Linked DNA regions of Homo sapiens: region 2 is linked to region 1. A link is an interaction called in ENCODE POLR2A ChIA-PET data of the cell type or tissue named here. Cell type or tissue: HCT116. All regions are shown on one strand.

Region 1 (8,000 bases):
TATATAGTAAATATACTATTAAAATTTGTCCCATTTATTCTATTAGTAGGAGAATTACTTCTTCCTAATCATGACCAAAGGTCATATTGGATCCCGGTTGTTTGATGAAAGACAGTGTGATAGAGTGGAAAGAAAAAAGTCTTTGGATCCAGACAGACTGAGTTGTGAATATTGGTTCTGTTACTTACCAACTAACCAACATCGGGCAAATGATTTAATTTCTCTAAGCCTTTTATCACACTTGTGAAAGGGAGCAGTAATAGCTTCCTTGTTAGGGATCTTGTAAAGGATAGCAATGGTTTATTTAAAGCATCCATCATATGATAAGTGTTAGGGACTATTACTGCTAGATCTGTTACTGTTACAACTACTACAGCTACTACTAATGTATCCTCATTATAATTGTCTGCTTTATGCATACCTGTGACAGGTCAGTAAGACTGATGCTATCTAAGAAAAGATGCTTAAAATATTCAAGTAGACTTTGTTCTTTTTGCTGAGCTGATCTATTTATTGCCAGGGTAAGCCTAGACCTTCAACTTCATGAGATTTAAACTTTTAAAATTGGAACTAGAAATTGGAACAGTAATCAGACATCTTTGTCTTTGTGTTTTTTGTGGGTTTTTTTTCTGTATATTAGCTTTATTTTTCTCTCTTATTTCAGGCCAGCTTTTTATTCTAACGATAGTGTTTATGCAGATGTAAGAGCTAGTTAATCATCTAGGTTGTGTTTCCTTCCCACTTCTAATAATGCTTTGTTTATACCTAGTGTATATGCCTCTTATTTTCTTTGTAAGTGAATGGCGTTCTGTTATTTCTTAGTCCCTCTTTTCCTTACCTCTCCCCACCAAAGACACCCATGTTTTCTATCTTAGCCACCTAATAGGGTTATAGAGGAAGTGTTCATTGTAGGGTTAAAATTGAAGGGCAAAAATCATTTATTTATATTTTGTTCTCCCCAGTCCTTTTTTTTTTTGGAGATGGAGTTTCACTCTTGTTGCACAAGTTGGAGTGCAATAGTGTGGTCTCAGCTCACTGCAACCTTCCCTTCCTGGGTTCAAGAAATTCTCCTGCCTCAGCCTCCCAAGTAGCTGGGAATACAGGTGCCCACCACTATGCCCGGCTTATTTTTGTATTTTTAGTAGAGATAGGGTTTCACCATGTTGGCCAGGGTGGTCTTGAACTGCTGACCTCAGGTGATCTGCCTGGCTTTGCCTCCCAAAGTACTGGAATTACAGGTGTGAGCCACTGTGCCCGGCCCCCAATCCTTGATTAAGGTTTTACATATACTACATCCTCAATAAATGTTGTATGAATGATTACATCCCTCTTAGGTGTAAGGCATTGTAGTAGTTACTATGAAAGATAGAAAGATTAACCAAATACATTTCCTACCCATGAGAAGTTTACTAGCATTTTATCATTAGTTATTCAGTGGGGAAGATAAGGCAGGTACATAAGTGAATAGAAGGTAAAAAAAAAAAAAAAATACATGCAATGGGAATTTACATATGAAGTGCTATGTTGGCTTCTTTTTAAAATGGCCAACATGTATATCTCTTCTTTCTTGTAAGATTCCAGAAAAACTCTAGTAAAGGAATTAAAAAATATATAAACCCACAATAAATAAGAATGAGAATGGGTTGGAGGGCAAGAAGGTTCTCTAGTGAATGAGATGGCAGTTAGATGGAAGCCTTGTGACTGATGAAGTAGAACAAAAGAAGAAAGGAGTATATATAAGGCCAGGGGTATACATGAAGTGGGATATAGATGGAAAAGAAGTATTCAGAGCAAATAAGGCCTGGAGTAAGTTGTGACACTAAATGAACTAATCTGCTGATCATACTCTACCATTAACCTTGCAGATATGTCTGCAGCCAGGCACCTCCCACCACTAAGGTTTTTATCAGAGCATTCTCCTCTACAGAGTAATTGGGTACAACCTCTGGGGTAATTAGAACAGCTAATATGGGGTGAAAAGCCTTTCTCACTCTGGCATTTAGGGGTCCCTTTGCTTAATGCTGGCTTTTAAAGCCTCTCATCTTAAACTGAAGCTTGCCAGTGAGAAAACTCCTACATACATAGAGATTAAAGTTTTTCCCACCCCCTTTGCAAGTAAATAACCAAGTATCACTAAACATTTGAGGAAAGCCTGCAATCTGAAAGAGGAAGATTATGATAATGAAAGAGGAAAAGTGCCCCCGGAGGAAACATATATCAAGGAGTAGAAGAGAACTGCTAAAAGTTCTGGAAAAACAAAAGCACTGTAAAAAGCTACTGGTAATTAGTATTGATCAAAGATTTCAGGAGATACTGCTTCCATTAATTGAGAACCAGACACAATGTAAAAGGAACAGCCAGAATAGGAACGAGCTCTTGAAGATGAATAATTACTGCCAATATAAATTTGTTGGAAGGGTTCAAAGTCAAAGAAATTTCCTAAAATGTAGAACAAAAGAAGAAATGTCATGGAAGGTTTGAAAGACGTAAGTAAGGCCCAGAGGGACTGTTCTAGGAGATCTAGCACCCAGCGAATAAGAATTCCAGCAAGAACTAAAAACCAAGAGGAGGAAATTAAAGAAATAATAGAGAAGAATTTCCCCTAGCTGAAGGAGAAATGTCTTTAGACTGAAGGGACTCAGCATATAAATGAAAAAAGATCTATATCTAGACATATTCTCATGAAATTTCAAAAACAATGACAGGATAGGAGTGTTAGAGTTCTCATCTAGTAAACCGGGGAGATTATAGTTTGTGGTTGCTATAAGAGGGAAATGGGGGGTTCATTATACCACTTAGATGAGTGATACAACTATATTGGGAGGTGGGGAGAGGTTGGGGAAGGCAAGAGAGCTAAATTCAAGTCTGACAACAGGGAATGGGCAAATAATATCTAAAACTTATGAGATGTGGAGGTAACCACCAAAAGATAAAACACAAATGAAACAGTTATTTCTTCTAGGCGAATAGGATTAGTAGGGGTGGAGAGGTGTCAAATGAGGAGACTTCTACTTCTCATTGTAATTTCTTCCTTCTGTTCTGTACTCCTCATTTGTAATCATGTAATTACATGGTTCTTTCTGAAATAATACTTTCTGAAAATTACTTTTCTTAAATACCTAATAAATATTAGGTTATAAAAGTTACATATAAATGAAAGATATCAGCTCTTGAAGAAGGTCCTGATGTTAAAATTATACTGTGGTTTGCTACAAGTGGGCTTAGCTGACAGTGATCGGACAGTTTTAAAACTTGACCTTTCATATATTTGTTAAATTGCATCTCTCACATCTTTGACTCATGGAGAAATAAGAATCATGAATTCTCTACAGTATACTCATCAACAATAAAATACAGAAATGACACAGTTAAGTGACATTGAGTCATAACTTCCCTTTTTACCCACAAGTTTAAGAGCCAGTGAGTAAACAAAGTGACCAAATTATGTTAAATGGGAATGAGGATAAACCTCCTAAGCAGTATACGAACTGAAGAGACTAGGGTTAAATCACGTGCTCCCTCTGAGTCTTCCTGCATTGTAGTTTTTAAAAATACCCAAGTGGTGTTCATATAGCTTCCCATTGTAAAATACTTGACTACATTTAAAAAAAAAAGCAGTACGTAAGCTCTCCTTCATGAATGCAGACATTTTCCTCTCTCCAGAGGTAACATATCAACAATTTGTTATTTCTCCTTCCAGACTGTTTTCTGTGCCTTTATCTATATATCTGAACAAATATATGTGAGGTTGAGTTTTCTGTACATTTGATTCTATTTTTTGCTTGTTTTTAAATTATATCATACAAATTGTATTGTTCTCCAACTTGCTTTATTCCTCCTTAGTTTTGGTTTCGGATAACTATAATTTTTATGTTTTTAAAATAAGGCCAGAATTTAATGTACCATTTCAACCCAGCTTCTTAAATGGGTTGTTGGGCTTGCTTTTATTTTATTTATTATTTTATTCCTTTATTGAAGATTAACATAATACAGAAAAAGTACACAAATACTAAGTGTGGAGCTGAGTGAATTTTTACAAAGTATACAAATCTGTGCAGCCACCATCCATGTTTAGATCTAAAGCCAGCACTTCTCGCCTCCCCAGAAGCCCCCTCCCAGGCATTCTGCACTCCCCACTGAGATCACCAGATTTGAGGTGCTCTTTGGATTCTACTTGTTGGCATAAATGGCTGATCACAGTGTCTGTATGTGAATGTGTGATTCAATGTTGATTTAGTATAACACTGGTCTCAGAACCCCTTTATACTCTTAAAAAAATTATCAAGGGTTCTGCCGGGTGCAGTGGCTCACGCCTGTAATCCCAGCACTTTGGGAGGCTGAGGTGGGCAGATCACAAGGTCAGGAGATCGAGACCATCCTGGCTAACACGGTGAAACCCCGTCTCTACTAAAAATACAAAAATTAGCCAGGTGTGGTGGCAGGCGCCTGTAGTCCCAGCTACTCGGGAGGCTGAGGCAGGCGAATGGCGTGAACCCGGGAGGCGGAACTTTTAGTGAGCCCAGATCGCACCACTGCACTCCAGCCTGGGCGACAGAGTGAGACTCCGTCTCAAAAACAAAAATAATAATAATTATTATTATTATTATCATCAAGGGTTCCAAATGAGTTTTTGTTTACGTTTGTTATATCTAATGATTTGTATTGTGTTAGAAATTAAAACTGAGAAAACTTTAAAACACAGGAACACACAAACACGTTATTTTAGCCATCAGAATGATGTAATTACAAGTCATGTGGCCTCAGGAAAAGTACATACGGTATATAACGAGGGAATGAGAGTTTTAAAAAAAACCATGGTGCTCAGTATTATGAAAATGATTTGACCTTATGGGTTCTGTGGAAGAACCTCAGAGACTCCCAGGGCTTCCCCCAGACCATACTTTGAGAGCTGCTCGTTTAAAATATGTGTAAGTTATTTAAACCTTTGATTCATTGTCCTCACAGAGAACGTCAGGATGCAGATGGGCAAATGAAAGAGCTCCAGGATCAGCTCGAAGCAGAACAGTATTTCTCAGTAAGTTCAAGACACATTAATTTGCAAATAGCAAACAGAGTTTTGGTTGGGATATTTTATTTATACCATACAACTCATATAAAAAGAGCAGCTGGGCAAAAGAATGTAGATAGTTTAAGAGAAATTTATTATCATTGCTAGAAAAATAATTCTAAGCACAAAACATACCTGGTGAAGCTGATTAACAGCATTGTTTTCAGGAAGAAAATATTTTCATAATGCAAGAAATAAAATTGTAATAAAATTATCATTTTAATAGTTGTGCTTTTTTTGAGATCAGTTTTAAAAATATGAAGTAGAAACTCCTGTTTTATTGATTTAAGCCAATAACATTTTTTTGTCTAAATTGTTAATGTTTTTCCTTGCCTCCTTATTCATTTTACCTATCTGTGCTATTAAATGAGAAATATCACTGTGATATCCAGTTGAAAATCATGCTTCTTAATTATTACCTGAACTTGTATTAGTTAATTGATGACTAGAAATAGGAAAGTTCATTAAACTATTCATTTGCTCGGGGACTTAGCAGTAAGAAAATATTTGTATGTGTTCATTCTCCTTTTTGTCTGAATAGCTTTTGAATGTAGAAGTAATATTTCTGATGATGATACGCATTTCTGTTGTATTTTGCTATTTAGACCCTTTATAAAACACAAGTTAGGGAGCTTAAAGAAGAATGTGAAGAAAAGACCAAACTTGGTAAAGAATTGCAGCAGAAGAAACAGGAATTACAGGATGAACGGTAAGTATGAGACCCTTGTCTCTTTTTGTTCATAGCTGTATACTTTGCTCCTAGAACAATGCCTGGTAATCACCAAATAAAAAATTATTGATGAAGTGAATTAGACAAAAACTTTCACTTCATAGTGAAAACTGAACCATTAAAATGATATATTGCTAAAATGTAGGGACTCTTTGGCTGCCCAACTGGAGATCACCTTGACCAAAGCAGATTCTGAGCAACTGGCTCGTTCAATTGCTGAAGAACAATATTCTGATTTGGAAAAAGAGAAGATCATGAAAGAGCTGGAGATCAAAGAGATGATGGCTAGACACAAACAGGAACTTACGGAAAAAGATGCTACAATTGCTTCTGTAAGTCAAATTCTTGGTGCTTTTTTGGATTATAGTTAAATTGCTATATCTTAAACCTTCTTTAGACATACTAAGTATCACAGATCTAAATGAAAAATTATATATGCTGACTACAAGATTTTTAATCTAGTTAACTGCCACCTTCTCAATGTTGTCAGAGGAGCTTACTAAAAGTGACTTCACCTGTTAATGAATTCAAAGTTAAAGGTCTAAAGTGAAAGGGTCATTTTTTTTTTTCTTTTTAAACAGAACTTAGTTCAGAAGAATCTTGAAACTACCAGGAAAACAGTTCCGTGCAGGTTGAAAAAATTGCAATAAAAATTTCAGAGAGAGGTCAAATATCAAGTAGTTAGGTTTACCCTATCAATTAACTAGACCTATTGAAATGCTGCGGTAATTAAAAAGTCTGGTATTAGAACAGGGATATTCAATCCTGTTCAGTGGAAATGAAAAGGGAGGCCAGAAAGATTTCTGCACATACAGGAACTTGGTATATATGATGGGAGTGGCAGTACACAAATCACTGGGAAAGGACACATTTCATAAATGGTTTCAGAATAACTGTGTTTTTATATGGAAAGGAATAAAATTAAATCCCCACTACATCACACACAAAAGTAAATTCTAGCTATCTTAAGGACTATGAAAAATAAAAATTTTAAGCTATCAGAACAGAATCTAAAAGTTGCATATGACAGAAGACAGCATAAACAAATGACAGAAGGGAGATATTTGTAATATATTTATTAAACAAGGGATTTGTATCTAGAGTATATGTAGAATGTCTGCAATTCAGTAAGATAAGATTAAAGAATTTGGAAGAAAACTTAGCTGAAAGAGAAAACCTAAATATATAAGCATGTACTTAACCTCACTATTGTTCAGGAAAAGCCTAGGTAAAACAACTTTGAAATACCATTTCATACCCATCACTTTGGCAGAAATTCAGTAGCTGACAATTTCAAGTGTCTGAAGAATGTCTAGAAAATGGCATTCTTATTCACTATGGGTAGTATAAATTTAGTATGGCATAGTACAGTAAGTAGTATGACAGTTTCCAGTAAATTTTAGGCATTCACATAATGCAGTCAGAAGAAAGTCCACATTAAGATAAATACACTATAGAAATTTAGGCACAATGCTTATAGCAGCATAAATATTTAGCAAAAACTCAAATGTCCATGAATGAATGAATGCATGCATTAAATGTAATAGAAGATGGAACTATTACATCAGATCTTCATTTGTATCAGCAATTTAATGCCTTAATATGCTATTGAGTGAAAACAATTACAGAAAGATAAATTCAGTAAGATAGAAAATCGCAGCCTGGCATGGTGGCTCATGCCTGTAATTGCAGCACTTTTGGAGTTGAAGGTGGGAGTATTGCTTGAGCTCCAGGAGTTTGAGACCAGCCTAGGCAACATAGTGAGACCCTGTTTCTACCAAAAAAAAAAAAAAATTTTTTTTATCCAGGTGTGGTGGTTCATGCCTATAGTCCCAGCTAGCTACTCATGGGGGCTGAGGTGGGAGGATCCTTAGAGCCTTGGAGGCTGAGGCTACAGTGAGTGGTGATCGCACGCCATTGCACTCCAGCCTGGGCAACAGAGCTTGAGACCTTGTCTCCAAAAAGAGAGAAAAAAAAAAAAGAAAATCACATAAAGCCACACTGTGTATTGTTTCATGTGTATATAATGAAATACAGTCATGGGTGGAAAGGCAAAACACGTAATTTACAGTAAAACTTCCTTCAGGCCAGGTGTGTTGGCTTATGCCTGTAAGTAATCCCAGCACTTTGAGAGGCCTAGGCGGGCGATCACTCGAGGCCAGGAGTTTGAGACCAGCCTGACCAACATAGTGAAACCCCATC
Region 2 (8,000 bases), 1.8 Mb before region 1:
ACTGTTCTGTGTTATAACATGATACTAAACTGTTTTACAAAACTGTAAAATTGCCTTAAAAAATTGTACCCAACTGTACAATGGATGTTGTACCAACTTACATTCCCATCAGCATTCTGTTGTATTACTCATCAATCCATATGATCACAAAAACATAATAGTATAAGATATTGTATTTTATTGTCATTGTATGAGTATAAAAAGCTATTTCATAACAGCATTAATTTCATTTCCATAACTACTTAAGAGGCTGAACACCTTTTAATGTTTTTTAAGCCTGCCTCCATAGGCATGATATCTGCTTATTTCTTTGCTCCTTTTTTTAAGATTTTATATTATGTCATATTTTTAATAACTTTTTAATTTTTTAAATCCTCCTATATGCTTGTAATATTAATCATTTATTATTTATATGTATTTCAGCTATTTTATTTCAGTTTGTAAGTTGAGTTTTTCTTTCTTTTAATAAAAAACCTCTTTTCCATTTTAATATAGTTAAATTTTCTGAAATGTTCCTTTTCCTTATAGTTAATATTTTTTGAGTCATGTAACCCAAAGGTCATTGTGATTATCTTCTCAGATTTGAAGAATTTGCCTTTCACATTTCAGTTTTAAATCTATCTGGTGTGTGTGTGTGTGTGTGTGTGTGTGTGTGTGTGTGTGTGTGTGTCTTGTGGGGACATAATTTTATTTTTCTATCTAAATTATCAACTTTTCCCAGCAGCATTATTAAATATTTCCTTCTTATCTTAGTAATGCCATTTATATAAAATATTCATAAATGTTTGGGTCTATTTCTGGGATTCTTATTTGTCTTCTTTTTATTGCTTATTTTGTTTATCCTACTTCTATTTTCACAGTGCCTTAATTAATATGTCTATATAAGATTTGATAAATGATAGCACGATTACTTTTTTTCTAATTTTTCTTTTACAACAAAGCCATGGTTGCTCCTAAACATTTGTTTTCCTATGTAACTTTTAAAATCATCTTCTCAAATTTAAATTATTTGTTAATGTTTTCATTGAAATTGGATAAAATCTAGCCCTTATTATGGGGGAAAGTAATGATTTCTCTTTATTGTTATAAGATTTTTCCAATTATGTTGGTTTCTTTAAATGTAATATCATATTCTTCTTAAATAATTTATTATTTCTTAAATTGTATTTATAATTTACTGGCTTTAATCTTTGATGCTCTACTGCTATTATAAATGGTATCTCTTTTTAATCATATTTATGAATTCATAATTACTAATTAAATTTAGCTATCTTGATAGTCTCTGATATTTATTGTTACTATTATGTTTTTAGTGCTCTGGGTTTTCTATTAGACAATTTAGTGATTTGCAATCACTATGATTTGTAATCACAGTTTTAATTCATACAATTCAAATTTTATAATTATTTTATTGATTGATTAGGATCTACAGAACAATGTTGAATTGTTGTGAGTAAAGTGGAAATTTTTGCCTTTTTCCTGATGTTTAAAGGAATGCTTTCCAAAAACTTTGCCTATTTATGGTAGTATTTTAGAAAGTTTTTAAACATAGATGCCCTTTGTCAAGTTGGGCAAGACTTTTTACATTCCTAAACTTCTAATAGTGTTTTTGTAAATTTATGTTACATTTATATCAATCTTCTTTTATTTATTGACATCATTGTAATTTCTTCTTTCATTTTGAATGCAGTTGATATGGTTTAACTGTGTCCTCACCCAAATCTCATCTTGAATTGTAATTCCCACAACTCCCATGTGTCATGGGGGAATCCTGGTAGGTGATCATTGAATCATGGGGTGGGGGGAGGGTCTTTACCATGCTGTTCTCATGATATTGAATAAGTCTCATGAGATCTGATAGTTTTAAAAACGAGAGTTTTTCTGCACAAGCTCTCTTCTCTTGTCAGCTGCCATGTGAGATGTGCCTTTCACCTTCCACCATGATTCTGAGGTCTCCCAAGGCATGTGGAACTGTAAATCCAGAAAACCTCTTTCTTTTGTAAATTGTCCAGTCTGGGGTATGTCTTTATCAGCAGTGTGAAAATGGACTAATACAGTAGTAAATTTTATTTTCTAATATTGAATCATCACTTTATCTGGAATAAAGGTAAGTTGGTCATGATGAACTCGGTCTTCTATGTAGGTTTGGTTTTCTAGTATTGTGTTTAGAACTGTTATATTCTACATTTTATACAACTATTGATAATAATACAGTGTTAAAGACGGCCTTAAGGAATAAGTTGAATATTATTACTTATATTTGCATGATGTAGACTAGAAATATGTTTCCCTTCAGACAAGGAAACAAAAAAGTGATTTAATACAAGGTTCTGAAAAGTGTTACCTCAAATTGAGTAAGGCAATAAGTGGGCACAGAGAAGTATCATGTAGAGCTGAAATTCTTATGTTGGGTTGCACGGCTTCTTTATGCTGTTAATAAACAAGCAGATGAAAATTACGTGACAAATTTTAATTTCAACCTATTTAAAAACGGATATTGTGAGATCCTTTATTTTAAATGTTCTATTTATGTAAGTGATTTTATGACAAGTGTGATAAATGCACAAGTCTTTGAAAAGCTCTATATAAGCATGAGAGATTTTTATATTGAAAGGAAAAATATTTAACTTGAACCACACTATCGATACGGTTTAACCTTGTGAAAATTGCACAGCTGTCTATAAGTCATTAAATTTCTATCTATAAGTCATTAAAATAATCACTGAAGTATAATTATTCTATTTTTTTGGCTTGATCTTCAGAAAATCAGAACATATTGTGGAGATTTACATATTTTAGAAAAGTCATTATGGTAAGTTTCTCATATTTACCACTGATGGTATTCCAAAAGGACTCCTCTTCAGAGGTTTTCTTCACCTATGTTTTAAGTTCTGAATAATTATTTTTCCATTGTAACCATATTCTATTAACATTTTCTTATGATACAATAAAAAGAAAAACATTCAATAGCTCTAACCCAAAAGGATAGCATGGGTCCATACTGACAGGCTACAAATGAGCATTTCTTTTAGTATTTTAGTTTGTTTTACATACAGCTATGTGCTAAATGATTACAGAAGTAGAAAAAGTATCTAAAGCACAGTGTGTTGTTATTGTTCATTAATTTTAATATTTTATAGTTCCAAAGTAATATATGCTATTTTAAAAGATTTTTTTTTTTTTTTTTGAAATAGAGTCTTGCTCTCTCGCTGGGCTGAAGTGCAGTGGTGCGATCTTGGCTCACTGCAACCTCTGCCTTCCAGGTTCTAGCAAATTCTCCCACCTCAGCCTCCCAAGTAGCTGGGATTACAGGTGCATGCCACCACACCTAGCTAATTTTTGTATTTTTGGTAGAGATGGGGTTTCATCATATTACCCAGGCAGGTCTTGAACTCTTGACCTCAAGTGATCTGCCCACCTCTGCCTCTCAAAGTGCTAGGGTCACATGCATGAGCCACTGTGAAATTATGTACTTTATAGAAAAAAAACAAATAAATTCATAATCTCCCCTCATCAACTATTCAAACTTCCGCATATTAACCTCGTAAACATTCTTGAAATTGATCTTCCATTCATTTTTTTCATTTTCACGTAAAAATACCTAAAGCATTTTAGGATCCGTTAAAAACTGCTTGCTGACAAAGGATATACCAGACATTCTAGAGTAACCGGAACTAGTATTTGTTCATTTGTGTTAAGCCACTGTTTTAAGTAATTTAGTAATCATAGCTTATTTAATCTTTAAAAAAAAGCTAGATATCATTATTTTCTTTTTAGAAAAGTGAACAAGTTTAAGCTATTTGCCAAGGTTAAGCAGTTTGTCTCTGTGGTAGAACTAAGACTTGAATCTATGTCTATCAACCTTTAAAACTGTGGCTTTTTACAAGAAATCAGAGGGAAGAATGTATATGTTTACTACTCTCAGTTGGAAGGCTGCTTTTCAAAAGGAGCTTAAAGAGGAAAAAGACTTACTCCTGATCATTGACTTTTGACATGCATAACAATTTTCTAAACTAAATGGAATTGTTCAAATTGATAATAAATTCAGAAAGTTTGGTCATAGTGGCCTCTTCTGGTGAAAACGAGAATATCAGAAATACTTGTGAAGAATCATAAATAAATGTTCAATATGAAATTTAAATAAATCATACCAAATATATTTTTACTTATTTAGAAATTATGTTTCCTTATAAATACTAAGTCAAAACATGGTAATATTAATGGTAGCTTCTTCTGGGTTTTTTTTTCTTAATGTCATCAAAATGTATTATTTTATGAGGAAAGAGTACTTCACTGGACAAACTCAAAAATAAATCTTAATGCTGTGATCTTAGGTGAAGACTTAAATTCTTCTATGAAAAATTGAATAGAAAAGATTGAGATAACAATAGCAAGAGATATAAAAACACTAATATTTTCATGGCCATATTATGGTTTACAAAGAAATGTCCCATATGTTATTATAATAATCTTCATAATAACACAGTGAAATTCACAAAGCAGTCTTACAGATCCCAAGTTATAAAAAAGGATAATAAGGCTTAAATATTTTCCATGTTTTGACTAATATACCTCCTAATGGTGAATCACGTTGTATACCCAGATCTTCTCATTCAAAATTGAATGACTTTTTGCTACAGAACATTATTTGCAAGGTTGTGATGAATCCCATCAAGTCCCTGCATATGAAAACCTTTGTTAACTCAAGTTACTATACCTGTTGTCATTATGGACCTTACAATGTCAGGATAGAAGGACTGAAAGACTACCCAGTCCAGTCATTTTCAAAATGTATTTATCTGTTGATCTGTCACATTCTTTCCACAAATACTTTGAAGTAGAAAGTAGGCAAACTTATATTCCTTTAGGTATATACCCAGTAATGGGATTGCTGGGTCAAATGGTATTTCTGGTTCTAGATCCTTGAGGAATTGCCACACATCTACCACAATTGTTGAACTAATTTACATTCCCACCAACAGTGTAAAAGAATTCCTATTTTCCCACAGCCTCGCCAGCATCTATCGTTTCCTGACATTTTGATAATCACCATAGTGACTGGCATGAGATGATATCTCATTGTGGTTTTGAACTGCATTTCTCTAATGATCAGTGATGTTGAGCTATTTTTCATAAGTTTGTTGGTTGCATGAATGTCTTCTTTTGAGAAGTGTCTGTTCATACCCTTTGCCCAATTTTTGATGGTATTGTTTGTTTTTTTGTAAAGTTGTTTAAGTTCCTTGTAGATTTTGGATATTAGACCTTTGTCAGATGGATAGATTAAAAAAATTGTCTCCCATTCTGAAGGTTGCCTGTTCACTCTGATGATAGTTTGATTTGCTGCAGAAGCTCTTTGGTTTAATTCTATTCCGTTTATCAATTTTGGGTTTTGTTGAAATTGCTTTTGGCATTTTTGTCATGAAATTTTGCCCATGACTATGCCTGAATGGTATTGCCTAGATTTTCTTCTAGGATTTTTATAGTTTTGGGTTTTACATTTAAGTCTTTAATCCATCTTGAGTTAATTTTTGTATAAGGTGTTAGGAAGGGGTCCAGTTTCAATTTTCTGCATATGGCTAGCCAGTTCTCCCAGAACCATTTATTAAATAGGGAATCCTTTCCCCATTGCTTGTTTTTGTCAGGTTTGTCAAAGATCAGATGGTTGTAGATGTGTGGTCTTATTTCTGAGTTCTCTACTCTGTTCAATTGGTCTATGTGTCTGCTTTTGTACCAGTACCATGCTGTTTCATACGGTAGTCTTGTAGTATAGTTTGAAGTCTGGTTACATGATGCCTCCAGCTTTGTTCTTTTTGCTTAGCATTATCTTGGCTATACAAGCTCTTTTTTGATTCCATATTAATTTTACAATAGTTTATTCTAATTCTGTGAAGATTGTCAATTATAGTTTAATGGGAATAGCATTGGATCTATAAATTACTTTGGGCAGTATTGCCATTTTCACGATATTGATTCTTTCTATCCGTGAGCATGGAATATTTTCCATTTGTTTTCATCCTCTCTGATTTCCTTGAGCAGTGGTTTGTAGTTCTTGAAAAGCCCTTCGCTTCACTTATTAGCTGTATTCCTAGGTATTTTATTCTCTTTGTAGCAATTATAAATGGGAGTTCATTCATGATTTGGCTTTCTGCTGGCCTGTGGTTGGTGTATAGGAATTCTTGTGACTTTTGCACATTGATTTTGTATCCTGAGACTTTGCTGAAGTTGCTTATCAGCTTAAGAAGGTTTGGAGCTGAGATTATGGGGTTTTCTAGATACAGATCTTGTCATCTGCAAATGAAGATAATTTGACTTCATCTTTTCCTATTGAAATACCCTTTATTTCTTTCTCTTGCCTGATTTCCCTGGCCAGAACTTCCAACACTGTGTTGAATAGGAATGGTGAGAGAGGACATCCTTGTCTTGTGCTAGTTTTCAAGGGGAATGCTTCCAGTTTTTGTCCGTTCAGTATGATATTGGCTGTGGGTTTGCCATTAATGGCTCTTATTATTTTGAGGTATGTTCCTTCAATATCTAGTTTATTGAGAGTTTTTAACATGAAGTGATGCTGAATTTTATTGAACGCCTCTTCTGCATCTATTGAGATAATCAAGAGGTTTTGTCTTCAGATCTGTTTATGTGATGCATTTATTGATTTGCATAGATTGAACCAGCTTTGCATCCTAGGAATAAAGCCAACTTGACTGTGTGAATAAGTTTTTTGATGTGCTGCTGTATTTGGTTTCCCAATATTTTATTGAGAATTTTTTGCATTGATGTTTATCAGGAATATTGGCCTAAAGTTTTGTTTGTTTGTTTGTTTGTTTTTTCTGTTGTATCTCCACCAGGTTTTGGTATCAGGATGATGCTGGCCTCATAGAATGTGTTAGGGAGGAGTCCCTCCTTTTCAATTGATTGGAATATTTTCAGAAGAAAGAGTATCAGCTCCTCTTTGTACTTCTGATAGAATTCAGCTGTAAATCTATCTGGTCCTCGGCTTTTTTTTTTTTTTTTTTTTTTTTTGGTTGGTAGGCTATTTATGACTGCCTCAATCTCAAAACTTTTTATTGGTCTATTCAGGGATTCCACTTCTTCCCGGATAAGTCATGGGAGGGTGTATGTGTCTGGGAATTTATCCACTTCTAGATTTTCTAGTTTACTTGCATAGAGATGTTTATAGTATTCTCTGATGGTTGTTTGTATTTCTGTGGGGTCAGCGGTAATATTTCTTTTATCATTTTTCATTGTGTCTATTTGATTCTGCTCTCTTTTATTCTTTATTAGTCTAGCTAGTGGTCTATTTATTTTATTAATTTTTTCAACAAACCAGCTCCTGAATTTATTGTTTTTTGAAGGAGTTTTTGTGTCTCTATTTCTTTCAGTTCTTCTCTGAGCTTGGTTTTCTCATGTCTTCTGCTAGCTTTGGTGTTTGATTGATCTTGGTTCTCTAGTTCTTTTAGTTGTGATGTTAGGGCATCAGTTTGAGATATTTCTAGCTTTTTGATGTGAGCATTTAGTGCTATAAATTTTCCTCTTAACACTGCTTAGCTGTGTCCCAGAGATTTTGGTGCATTGCTCTTTGTTCTCATTGGTTTCAAAGAACTCCTTGATTTCTGCCTTAATTTCATTATTTACCCAGGAATCATTCAGGAACGGGTTGTTCAATTTTCATATAGTTTTGTGGTTTTGAGTAAGTTTCTTAATTTTGAGTTCTAATTTAATTGCACTGTGGCTTGAGAGACTGTTATGTTTTCAGTTCTTTTGCATTTGCTGATGAGTGATTTACTTCCAAATATATAATTGATTTTAGAGCAAGTGCCATGTGGTCCTGAGAAGAATGTATATTCTGTTGTTTTGGGGTGGAGAGTTCTGTAGATATCTATCATGTCTGCTTGATCCAAAGGTGTGTTCAAATCCTGAATATCTTTAATTTTCTGTCTCGCTGATCTATCTAATAATGACATTGGATTGTTAAAGTCTCCCACTATTATTGTGTGGGAGTC

Evidence for each region. ChIA-PET counts read pairs that join two places held together with the same protein. Peaks named below come from ENCODE experiments on the same cell type or tissue, not always from the same donor. Only the 100,000 strongest peaks of a DNase experiment are listed, where the experiment ranks them.
Region 2: POLR2A ChIA-PET joins it to region 1 with 6 read pairs; 1 of 35 experiments calls an interaction of 5 or more read pairs at or near these places.

What each region holds. Positions count from the first base shown.
Region 1 is chr2:11,199,087-11,207,086 of GRCh38, reverse strand. It overlaps ROCK2 (Rho associated coiled-coil containing protein kinase 2), which reads left to right. Exons shown (of 33, transcript NM_004850.5): 21 at 4,966-5,035; 22 at 5,674-5,777; 23 at 5,944-6,130. Among named protein-coding and RNA genes, the nearest start is that of SLC66A3, 48 kb to the right of the region's middle. RefSeq lists a silencer at 3,290-3,584. In HCT116, no CTCF peak of the experiment used is centred here; a DNase peak (open chromatin) is centred at 3,396; H3K4me3 peaks cover 355 bases; H3K27ac peaks cover 1,158 bases.
Region 2 is chr2:13,042,820-13,050,819 of GRCh38, reverse strand. All of the region lies in intron 1 of LOC105373436 (a long non-coding RNA gene), which reads right to left. Among named protein-coding and RNA genes, the nearest start is that of MIR3125, 310 kb to the right of the region's middle. In HCT116, a CTCF peak has its summit at 4,024 (motif pointing left); a DNase peak (open chromatin) is centred at 4,059.